Regions from separate parts of the Homo sapiens genome. Here region 2 is linked to region 1. The links are chromatin loops, found by intact Hi-C in ENCODE. Cell type or tissue: ascending aorta. All regions are shown on one strand. Region 1 overlaps GRK5 (G protein-coupled receptor kinase 5). Region 2 overlaps GRK5 (G protein-coupled receptor kinase 5).

Region 1 (5,000 bases):
ACTGCCTGTTTTTGTAAATGAAGTTTTATGGGAATACAGCCATGCTCATTTGTCTACATACTGTCTCTGTGACCCAGAGACCCTATCTGGCCCTTTGCAGAAAAAATCCTCAGGCAGGAACATGCCTGGGGTGTTTGAGGAGAAGAGTGTGGCTGGAATGGAGTGAGTAGAGGTGAGAGTGGGAGGAGGTGAAGTCAGGGAGGCAGTAGGGGCCGAATCATGGTGCCCCTGTGAGACTTCCTGCTTCCTGTGGCACCCCTGGCAATGTCGGGACAGACGCTGGCATCATGCTGATGTGGAAGCTCTGGGAGTATGTGTGTGTATGTAGGGCATAGTAGGGTAGAGACATAGCTGAACTTAGAGTCAGATGTCAGAGGACCTAGTCTTGAGACCTGCTGTTTGTCCCTTGCCAGCTCTGTGTCCTCAGTTCTCTCACCCACAGAGCCTGATAGTAGTGGTGATGGTGGTAGTGATGGTGGTAATGGTGGTGCTGGTGGCTGTGGTGATGGTGATGCTGATGGTGGTGGTAATGGTGGTCGTGACGGTGATGGTAGTGGTAATGGCAGTGGTGATGGTGGTGGTGGTAATGATGATGGTGGTGGTGATGGTGGTGGTGGTGGTGATGGTGGTGATGGTAATGATGGTAGTGGTGATGGTGATGATGGTAATGATGGTAGTGGTGATGGTGGTGGTAATGGTAGTGGTGGTGGTGATGGTGATGATGATGGTGGTGGTAATGGTAGTGGTGGTGGTGACGGTAGTGATGATGGTGGTGGTAATGGTGGTGGTGATGGTGGTGGTAATAGTGGTGATGGGGATGGTGGTAATGGTGGTGGTGATGATGGTGGTGGCAATGGCAGTGGTGGTGGTGATGGGGAGGGTGGTGGTGATGATGGTGGTAATGAGTGGTGGTGGCAATGGCTACATTTAGTGGCACCTATGAGGTGCTAGGTATTTTGCATATGGTGCTAATCCTTAACAGAGCAATGCCAGGTGGGTAGCAGTGTCTCAGTTTGCAGGAGAAAACACGGAGGGACTTAACCAAGGCCACACAGGTGGTATGTAGCAAGGCTTAGATAGCAGTGCAGTGACACCCGCTTACATTGCAGTGAAGATGTCATGAGGCAGTGGACGGTTGTGTCCTGGTGAACAGTGCAGCTGTCAGGGAGGGGAGGTAGCCTTTGTGGGGGAGGTGGCCTGGTGTCAGCACCACCCTCCCTGGAAGGGTTTCCTGGGAGGGACTGTCCCCAGCCTCTCCACCTCCCCTGGGTCACACCAGAGTGCTCCTCTCTCTCAGGCCCCATGTGCTGGGAGGGGCCCTGTCCCCATCCCCATGGCGACCAGTTACCCAGCCTGGTGTTGGTTTTGGTTTTCCTCATTTGAGGTTGTGGGATCCCTCTGGTTGAGGCTGAGGTTTTTCTGCTTTGGAAACCCCAACTGTGTTGTGGCCGTGAGGAGGGGCCTGGAGGTGCTGGCACCTGCCCACAGACCGCAGGCCCCAGATGCCCCGGGCCGCCCCACGCGCCTCACACCATCCAGCCAAGACATTTCAGACACTCATAGCTGAGAACTGTGGCACAGGGAACTTTCTGGGGTCAGGAGAACTGTGTCTTTGCTCCCCAGTTCCGCTCCTGTAGAGGACAGAGCCACTGGGAGGGCTGGGGTGTATGATGCCCCGGTTCGCATCTACCCCGTGGCTTTTGCCCCCACTTTGGGTGGAATCCTTGAGCATAGCAAGCCCCTGACTGAGCGGCAGGCGGCCAGCAGGCCCAGAAAGGGTTCCAGCCCCTCTCGCCGCCTCCTGGCCTGACAGTTCTGGCAGCTGCTCCCTGGCCTGGCTGTGCCCACATCAGAGTGTCAGCCCTTTGAATGGAACCTGGGGCTGGATCCTGCACAACTCGGCCCATTCCTTAGGTCTCTGAAGTGGTTCTCCTCATGTGAAAAGAGCCAGTCCCCACCAAGTGGTGAAGCTGGTGGTGCCAGCCGCGGAATGCACCCTTGGACAGGGAGAGGCTCTGTGCCCCCCAGACCACCCCACTTCCCTCTCTTGCCTGCCACCTGGGGTCCTATGCTCAGCTAGGAAAGTGCGGGATACACTCAAAGGCAGCAGGACCATGGCGCCTAAAAGCTCCTGATGCTTCCTGCCCCAGGGAACAGTGGACCCATGCCATCCAGAGGCACTGCACAAGCCCCATCTCGAGAGATTCTGGGTCACAGGTATTTTGGCAGCCCTTCATGTTTTCTTCTAAACCTCTCAATCTGGGGATAGTTACTGGGAGCAGTCTCCTCCTGACGCCACTAGACCTTGACCTCGCAGCTCCAGCACTCTGGGGCAGCGTAGTAATGGAGGAACCGAGGGCAGGATGAGGACTGAGGCTGGATTCCCCATGATTCTGGAGATTGTGCAGAAAGGCTGTGTAGAGAAGGTGCACCGAGTCAGGGACCCAGGCAGGGGCTGGCTGTTCTCAGAAGGTGAGAGCCATAGAGACAGAACGAGACCCTTGGCCTGTATCTGCCCCACTCCATCCCTTCCCTGCCTTGCCCACTCAGTGGGCTCCCCATCGTCTGTCTCACTTATGGGGATCTTCAAGAAAACTCTTGACAGAAGCGGCTCTGCGCCCTGTCCTGGTGTAACCCTCCTGGATCTCAGGTGAAGAAACTGAGGCCAGAGGGGTGGTGCTTTCTCCTACCCCCGCCCCATACCAGGGGCCTGTCTCCCTTTCACAGTGGTTGCCAAGTGCATCGGGTTGGAGAAAGTACCCTACAGGCTGAGGTCACCTCAATACACTTGGCTGGAGTCATGTTGCTTCTGAAAAGGCTTGAGTCACTCGGTGACGCAGCCCCTGATCAGGCCTGTAATTGGGATCTCGCCTTGTTCGGGCCTGGATGAAAAGAGACTTAGAATCAGTGAGAAGCCACATGCCCACCTCATCAGTTTCAGCTGGAGGTGCCTCTCTGGGGGTGGCAAAGGTGGCAGAGCCCTGGTGGATGGAAAATAAGCATCAGTGGAGGGGAGGGAGGAACAGGAGGCAGTAGACACAGGGGTAACCCATTCTCATCAGAACAGCTGGCCGCCTCCACTTTGCCCAGGCCAGATCTGACTCTGAGAACACCCACAGCCTCCCCACGGTGATATTTTCTGGAAATCCAGCCCTGCTGGCAGCACAGTGGGAGCTGAGTCCTGAAAGCCCACCTGGGTAGAAAAGAACTGGATGGAGTCTTTAGTCCTGCAGACATCACAGGCAGAATTGTGACACTGCCTTCCACTCTGCAGATGAGTCATCGGCCTTTTGTGGCTGGGAACGCGGTAGAGTGATCCTTCCACATGCAGTCACTGCGACACCTGAGACCCTCCCAGACTGATTCAGTTGCGTTGAGAGCAGCTTCTCCGGTTTTCAGGGCTTTCCTTCCTCCCCCTCCAAATTCATAGTCGAAAGACCCCGCTTCATGACATAGTTTGGGTTTCTAACAAATGTGGTCCCCTGCATTAGCATAATGCTGACTTTTCTGAACCACAAGCCAGTTTCTGCTGGGAAGTCCTGGGGTCTCTGTAACCTGTGCCCCTCGCTACCCCATGTCCTTGTGCCTTTAACCAGCAGTGCCCCCAGACTATTCTGGAAATGGGGGTGATAGTTTCTGTGGCCCCATTCCTGCTACGTCTGGTTGTGCCTGGCCCCAACCCAGGGGCTTCTGCTCTGAGCTGAGAGCTGGGCTGGCCATGCCATGTCACCCTGCCCTCTCCATACAAGGACCAGACCCACTGAATTGTTTCAAACTCTAGAGTCACCTGTGACATGTGGCCTGGAGAGAAAAGATGAGTTGGCCAATCAGATTTGCTCCTTGAGCCTTTGGAATCAGGATTCTGGGAGATGGGTAGTGAGCTGGGCTGAAGGGTGCTGAAGGTTCCTGAAGACATAGCAGCCTCAACAGCTGCAACACAGTTCTAACTACCCAGGATTAGTGCAGACATCACAAATGAAGAGCACAGTCTTCACAAGACCACCCTCACTCCAGGCACCTGCCACAAGGGTGGGGGTCCCCAGGCCACTGGCACTTCTGACCACGGCAACAGATTCAGGGATTCCCCTGAAGCTCTCAGGTTGGATAATTCGCTAGACTCCCTCGCAGAACCCAGTGCAGCGCTACACTGACAATTACAGTTCTATTGTTGCAAAAAGATACCCAAACCCTTGACAGGGAGAGGTGCCCAGGGCAAGGCCTGAGAGTCCCAGATGTGAAGCTGCCATGGATGTGCCACCTCCTGGCACATTGGTGTGTGATTACCAGGAAGCTCACCCAGGCCTCAGTGTCTGGAGTTTTTACTGGAGCATCATGATTTTGGCATGATTGATGGAATCACTGGGCACATGGTCGAACCCAGTGTCTGGCCCCCCGTCCCTCCCTGGAAGTCAGGGTGATACCACGTGGCCCAAAGCCTCAACCTTCTAATCCCATGGCTGGTCTCTCTGACATGCCCAGCCCCCCTCATGAGTCATCTTGTTAGCGTAAACTCAGATATGGCTTCAGGGGCCTACCATGAATGAAAAAGACACTCCTATTACTCAGAAAATTCCAAGGACTTAGAGACTACCTCTCAGGAACCAGGGACAAAAGCCAGTCAGATTCTTTATTATACAGTGACAAGTTGGGGCCTATGCAAAGACGTGAGAGTGTCCTGATCTGTGGAGATGCCAGGAGTCTGCCCCAGAGGAGTGTGGCCCATGGGAAAACAGGCCCCCACTTATTCAGGGTCCAGAAAGCACGGCAGGTCCACTGCGGATCCTGCCTTCCCATCCCCAGGGATGACTCTCTTTTCTCTGGGATCTGTAAACAATAAAGGTCCAAGGGTCACCAGAAGGCAAAGAGGCATTCAGTAGATGGGTGTGTGTGTGTGTGTGTGTGTGTGTGTGTGTGTGTGCCCAAAATAGGTGTGAGGCTTGAGGTGACTTCTGCCCAACTTCACAGGGAGATGATCAGGGCCTGGGGGAGAGTTGGGGGGA
Region 2 (5,000 bases), 130 kb after region 1:
GTACTGTTTGCCCCATGGCTTAACTGAGTTGCACACACTCTCCTCTTGGCTGTTCTTTTACCCATAGAGAAGACCTTTTCCTATAAAAGCAGCTCCTCTGCTGGCTCTCCCCTCATCCTGGGAATGCAGAGGCTCCCTTACTTGTGAGCAAGATCCTGTCATCAAGAGAGGAGACATTAGGGACAGGATAAGGCAGCCACACCTATGCCATGCCCCGTAGCTGTTCTTTCTCCCAGGCTGTAGCGTAGCTGGTGTTGGGGGATATGCCAGTCTCCTGCAGGCCCCATCCCAAAGGGGGTCTTTTTCCTGTGTCCCCACCTTCTCCCCTTTGATCCTCTCTTCCCAATTGCACAGCTCCCTTCATTCCAGGCCCTGTTCTGCCTTCAGGGCTTCCTGAGACCTGCAGGGTCTTCTCAGCCTTGGAGTATCCTCAGACCTGCAGTCATTGATGTGTGAACAGGGGCCATGACTGGCCTTTTCCTAACTTTCCCAGTCACCCTCCAGGATTGGGAAATGCCTGTGGCAAACGGCAGTGTTGCTTTAAATTACTGGAAGGAGAAAAATTAGCTGAAGATCATTTTGACTCAAACCAGACAGCCTGAGCCAGGAGGTGGGAAGGAAACACACTGTGGCCACTCAGGCCTGATTAGCCCGAGGGGTCGACCCAGATGCCAGTGTATCCTACCTGCCCAGAATGCCCACACTCTGATGCTTGTTGTTTTTCCTTTCAGAGATCTGAAACCTGAAAACATCCTGTTAGATGATTATGGTAAGTCTTTTCCTACTCGGTAGCTGAGGTGAGCATTGCAACCCCAAGAAAGCAAAGGGCCTCCCAGGGATTCTCAGAGAGGGCTGGGGAAGCTGACCACGGGCCCCACTCCCACTGCTCAGTGCTGGGTACCTGGGGAAGGGGGAAAGCTGTGAGTGTGAACAGAGCTCCGCTTGGTGAACAGGCAGTGTTCAGAGAGACTTTGAAATTCAGAGTTTTTGAAATTCCCTTTGACCATAAGGCTCTAAGTGTTAAAATAACTTCTGGCCGGGCGTGGTCTCTACAGTGCACTGAACAAGGAGTCCAGAATTTCAGAGATGCTGGGCAAATACTTAACTTCCATCAAGTTCTCCACCTCTCATCTTGTTTGTAAAATGGAAACAAAGCGTCCTGCCCTGCCCTGCCCACCCAGAAGGAAGAGGGTGGTGGAGAGGCTTCTACATGACAGCTTGAGAGGGAATTGCTTGTCAGTCTAGCCAGCTGTAAATGTCTCAGGCATTACGTTTGTGCATTACCATCATTATTTTCTCTTGGCTGTGGACACTGAATAATAAGAACAACCACAGTACCCCTCACAGCTGTTTAGCCTCACACCTGGAAAATAGTTCCTATACCTTCTTTTTTTTTTTTTGAGACAGAGTCTCACTTGCTCAGGCTAGAGTGCAATGGCGTGATCTCGGCCTACTGCAACCTCTGCCTCCCAGGTTCAAGTGATTCTCCTGCCTCAGCCTCCCAAGTAGCTGGGATTACAGGTGCACGCCACCACACCTGGCTAGTTTTTGTATTTTTTTTTTTTTTTGAGATGTAGTTTTACTCTTGTTGCCCAGGCTGGAGTGCAGTGGTGCAATCTCAACTCAGTGCAACCTCTACCTCCCAAGTTCAAGTGATTCTGCTGCCTCAGCCTCCCAAGTAGCTGAGATTACAGGCACGTGCCACCACGCCCGGCTAATTTTTGTATCTTTGGTAGAAATGGGGTTTTGCCATGTTGACCAGGCTGGTCTCAGACTCCTGACCTCAAGTGATCTGCCCTCCTTGGCCTCCCTATGTGCTGGGATTACAGGCATGAGCCACCGGTTTCCACACCTTTGATCTGACTAGATCTTCCCACCTGCACAGAGAAGGGCAAGGCAGCATCTCTGTGCCCATTTAACAGATGACAAAACTGAGCCTCAGGGGAGCCATCCTGCCAAAGTCACCCAGCAGCATCAGTGGGGAGCTGAGGGCAGAAACTGGGTCTCCTCCCACCAGGCCCCAGAACCTGGCAGCCCCCAGTAGAGGGAGGGGAGAAACCGGGTCGCTGATGACCTGAAGAGAGGTCTGCATGGGATACTGCCCTGTGGAGGGGCGGTCGGAGGGCCCAGGCCTGCCGCCCCTCTCTGGATGTGCCCGGTGCCTCCCTTGGTCTAAGAACCAAGCCCACGCTGCTCCTCTGCTATCCTGACTGTCAGCCCCCACCGAGCCAGGGAGTCCACACGGCTCCAGCCTGGCGGGGTCTCGACACTGGCCCTTGCTGACATCTAGGCTGGAGGGATGGGGGTGGGGCCCTGGTGTCCATAGGCAGGGAAGGGAAGGGGACGTGTTCCTTCCTGTGGGGTAAGTTGTGGCCGCGACCCTGCCCAGGTGGGCTGTGGGAGGGACAAAGACCAAAGTGGAGCCTCAGCTCAGCGTCTCCCGCTCTGGGGGCTCAGTCCTGGGCTGTGAGCTGGGATTCATCTCCAGGCTCTGCCAGGTCAGACCAGATGTTTTCCCTTCTCGTTTCTCTAAAGTGAAAAACAACCAATCTCCAGAGACCAACAAGGCAGGCCGGGGAGCTGCTTCCCAAATCGTTTTATAATTTTTTCCCCTTAAGCAAATTGTTGCATAATGCCAGAAGAACCTCACATTTTTCCCATGAAGTAATCCCAGAACCAAGCCAAGATTCTCTGACCTCAGCGTTCCAGGAAGCCCATTCAGCCTTTGACTAGGCAGGTCGGTCAACGTCCAGCCGGGTCCAGGCATCCTATTGCATCTTTATGTTCCACTCCTGAAGAGTGGGCATTTTCCTGTGTCCTCCCACACCTGCACTCTCCCAAGGCTCTTGTGGTCACTCTGAGATGGCAGATTGGGGTCCCTGTTGTCCTTGGACAGATGAGAATGCCGAGAGCTCGTATGCCTTGCCCAAGGGCACACAGCAAGGCCGGGTGCCCATGCGGCTGTCCCAGGGACCCACTGACCCTGCTGTCCCCCTCAGGCCACATTAGGATCTCAGACCTGGGCTTGGCTGTGAAGATCCCCGAGGGAGACCTGATCCGCGGCCGGGTGGGCACTGTTGGCTACATGGGTGAGTGCTGGGCTGCCTGTGTCAATGCACCTTGAGACCCACCACCTGCTCACCGCCGGCCGAGCCCCCAGAGCCTGCCCGCAGAGCCTCTCGCCTCTTCATGCACTGCTGATCACACACAGAGTCACAGTCTCTGCAGGGCTGCTGGGGGGCGGCCTTAGCCAGGGGGAGGGGGAGCACAGGGGCCCCAGATGTGATGACTGCTCTGAGCTCTCTGCACTCCCAGGCCCCCAGCCCCACCTGTGTCCAAAGCCAAGCCACTCTTAGGGGTCGGGGCCTGGCATACAGCGCTGCTAGGGGAGGCCACATTGAAGCAGGGGTCTGGGAGGAGAGGCCTTTGAGAGGAAGGAGGTAATTCACAAGAGCCCGCAAATGAGAGGCGCGCACAGCTGCTGTGTCACCAAGCATGATTCCAGTAGAGAGCAGCCTTGGGCTCCTGCCACCTTTCCTCAGTCTGCTCTGAGACCAGCGTCCTGGGGGTTGCAGGGAAGAGACCCAGAGTTAAGTCCTGTGCCCTAGAATCCCCCGTCCAATTGGGGGCACGCCCTGGGCTTCCTCCTGTGCATTTCACACACCTACCCTCCTTCCCCTGAGAGGCGCGTGCCCGGGGAGCAGGCACGCTGCCGCCCTCTAGTCAGGCTGGTACTGACAGCAGCTGCACAGGAGGTGTGCCTTGTCTCTGGTGCTAGAGGGTCCTTTTCAGATTGCATGACATTTGGCAACCTGTGGAGTGTGTGTCTGTGTGTATGTGAGTGTGTGTGTGCCCACATGAATGCTGATCGATGATTGATAGGTAGGCGGGTGGGCGGGTGGATGGATGGTTGGATGGATGATGGATGATGGATGGGTGGATGATAGATCTGCCTACCTGTGTGTGCATTTGCCTGGGTCTCCTTTTGCAGAGTGTTCCATGCATCTGTCTGCCCCGGCTCTTGTGTGCAAACCAGCACATGTGTGGATGCATTTCCCTCCAGACATACGTGCTGATGCTGCAGAACTATCTTTTCTGTATTTCTATGGTAAATCTGTAATTCGGTTTATCAAAGTGGTACAGAAGACATAGCAAGAGATTGTTTGAATTACAGATAAATTTAAGATCATCTTTAATTTGGGTAGATACACCTTTATTCATTGAAACAAATATACTGATAGCACCTGTTCTGTGCCAGGTGTCATATTGTTACGGTAGTGAATAAAGTAGCTCATGTTCTAGGCGAGGGGACATCAAGAGTGCAGGACACCTCCATCCACGGTGGTCAGAGTTCTAAAGCTACAGTCAAAGTCCTTCGGGGGCACAGAGGAGAGTCATCAGGGCAAGCTCCCTGGAGGGGGTGGTATTCACAGCAGTTGGTGGGGTAAGAGTTGGTGGCGGCCATGAAACTCCAGGCCTTCTGTGAGCAGCGCCACCAGCTGTCTCCCTCCTCCTCACTCCTCTCTCCTCTCCTCTGCCCCCAGCTCCAGAGGTCCTGAACAACCAGAGGTACGGCCTGAGCCCCGACTACTGGGGCCTTGGCTGCCTCATCTATGAGATGATCGAGGGCCAGTCGCCGTTCCGCGGCCGCAAGGAGAAGGTGAAGCGGGAGGAGGTGGACCGCCGGGTCCTGGAGACGGAGGAGGTGTACTCCCACAAGTTCTCCGAGGAGGCCAAGTCCATCTGCAAGATGGTGAGCTCCTGGTGGCCAGATGCCACCCTCAAGCTGGTGGCTCCCCTCCCTGGGCCTGGCCCCAGTCTGTCCCCAGAACAGCAAACAGGCTGAAGGGACAGGGGTCTGAGCATGGGGGTGGGGGTTGCAGCCCACCAAGCTAGAGTTGAGGGCACTCCTTGCTGTGGACTGGGGTGGTCAGCGGAGACTTCCAGGAGAAAGCCTGGGTGGGGCAGGGACACCCAGGAACCAAGGGAAGAGGGGTGAG

What was found. A loop is a pair of places that touch in the nucleus more often than their neighbours do. Peaks named below come from ENCODE experiments on the same cell type or tissue, not always from the same donor. Only the 100,000 strongest peaks of a DNase experiment are listed, where the experiment ranks them.
Region 2: a loop joins it to region 1, with 4 times the contacts of the local background. A loop is called at or near these places in 2 of 110 quality-filtered maps.

What each region holds. Positions count from the first base shown.
Region 1 is chr10:119,312,467-119,317,466 of GRCh38, forward strand. The region is part of intron 1 of GRK5 (G protein-coupled receptor kinase 5); the gene reads left to right. Among named protein-coding and RNA genes, the nearest start is that of GRK5-AS1, 24 kb to the right of the region's middle. RefSeq lists enhancers at 1,250-1,559, 1,570-1,749, 2,277-3,476, 2,535-2,584, 2,651-2,945 and 6 more. In ascending aorta, no CTCF peak of the experiment used is centred here; DNase peaks (open chromatin) are centred at 1,793, 2,835, 3,265, 4,465 and 1 weaker place; H3K4me3 peaks cover 675 bases; H3K27ac peaks cover 5,000 bases.
Region 2 is chr10:119,439,000-119,443,999 of GRCh38, forward strand. GRK5 (G protein-coupled receptor kinase 5) reads left to right here. Exons shown (of 16, transcript NM_005308.3): 10 at 732-769; 11 at 3,000-3,089; 12 at 4,545-4,753. Among named protein-coding and RNA genes, the nearest start is that of MIR4681, 64 kb to the left of the region's middle. In ascending aorta, no CTCF peak of the experiment used is centred here; DNase peaks (open chromatin) are centred at 2,422 and 2,672; H3K27ac peaks cover 4,338 bases.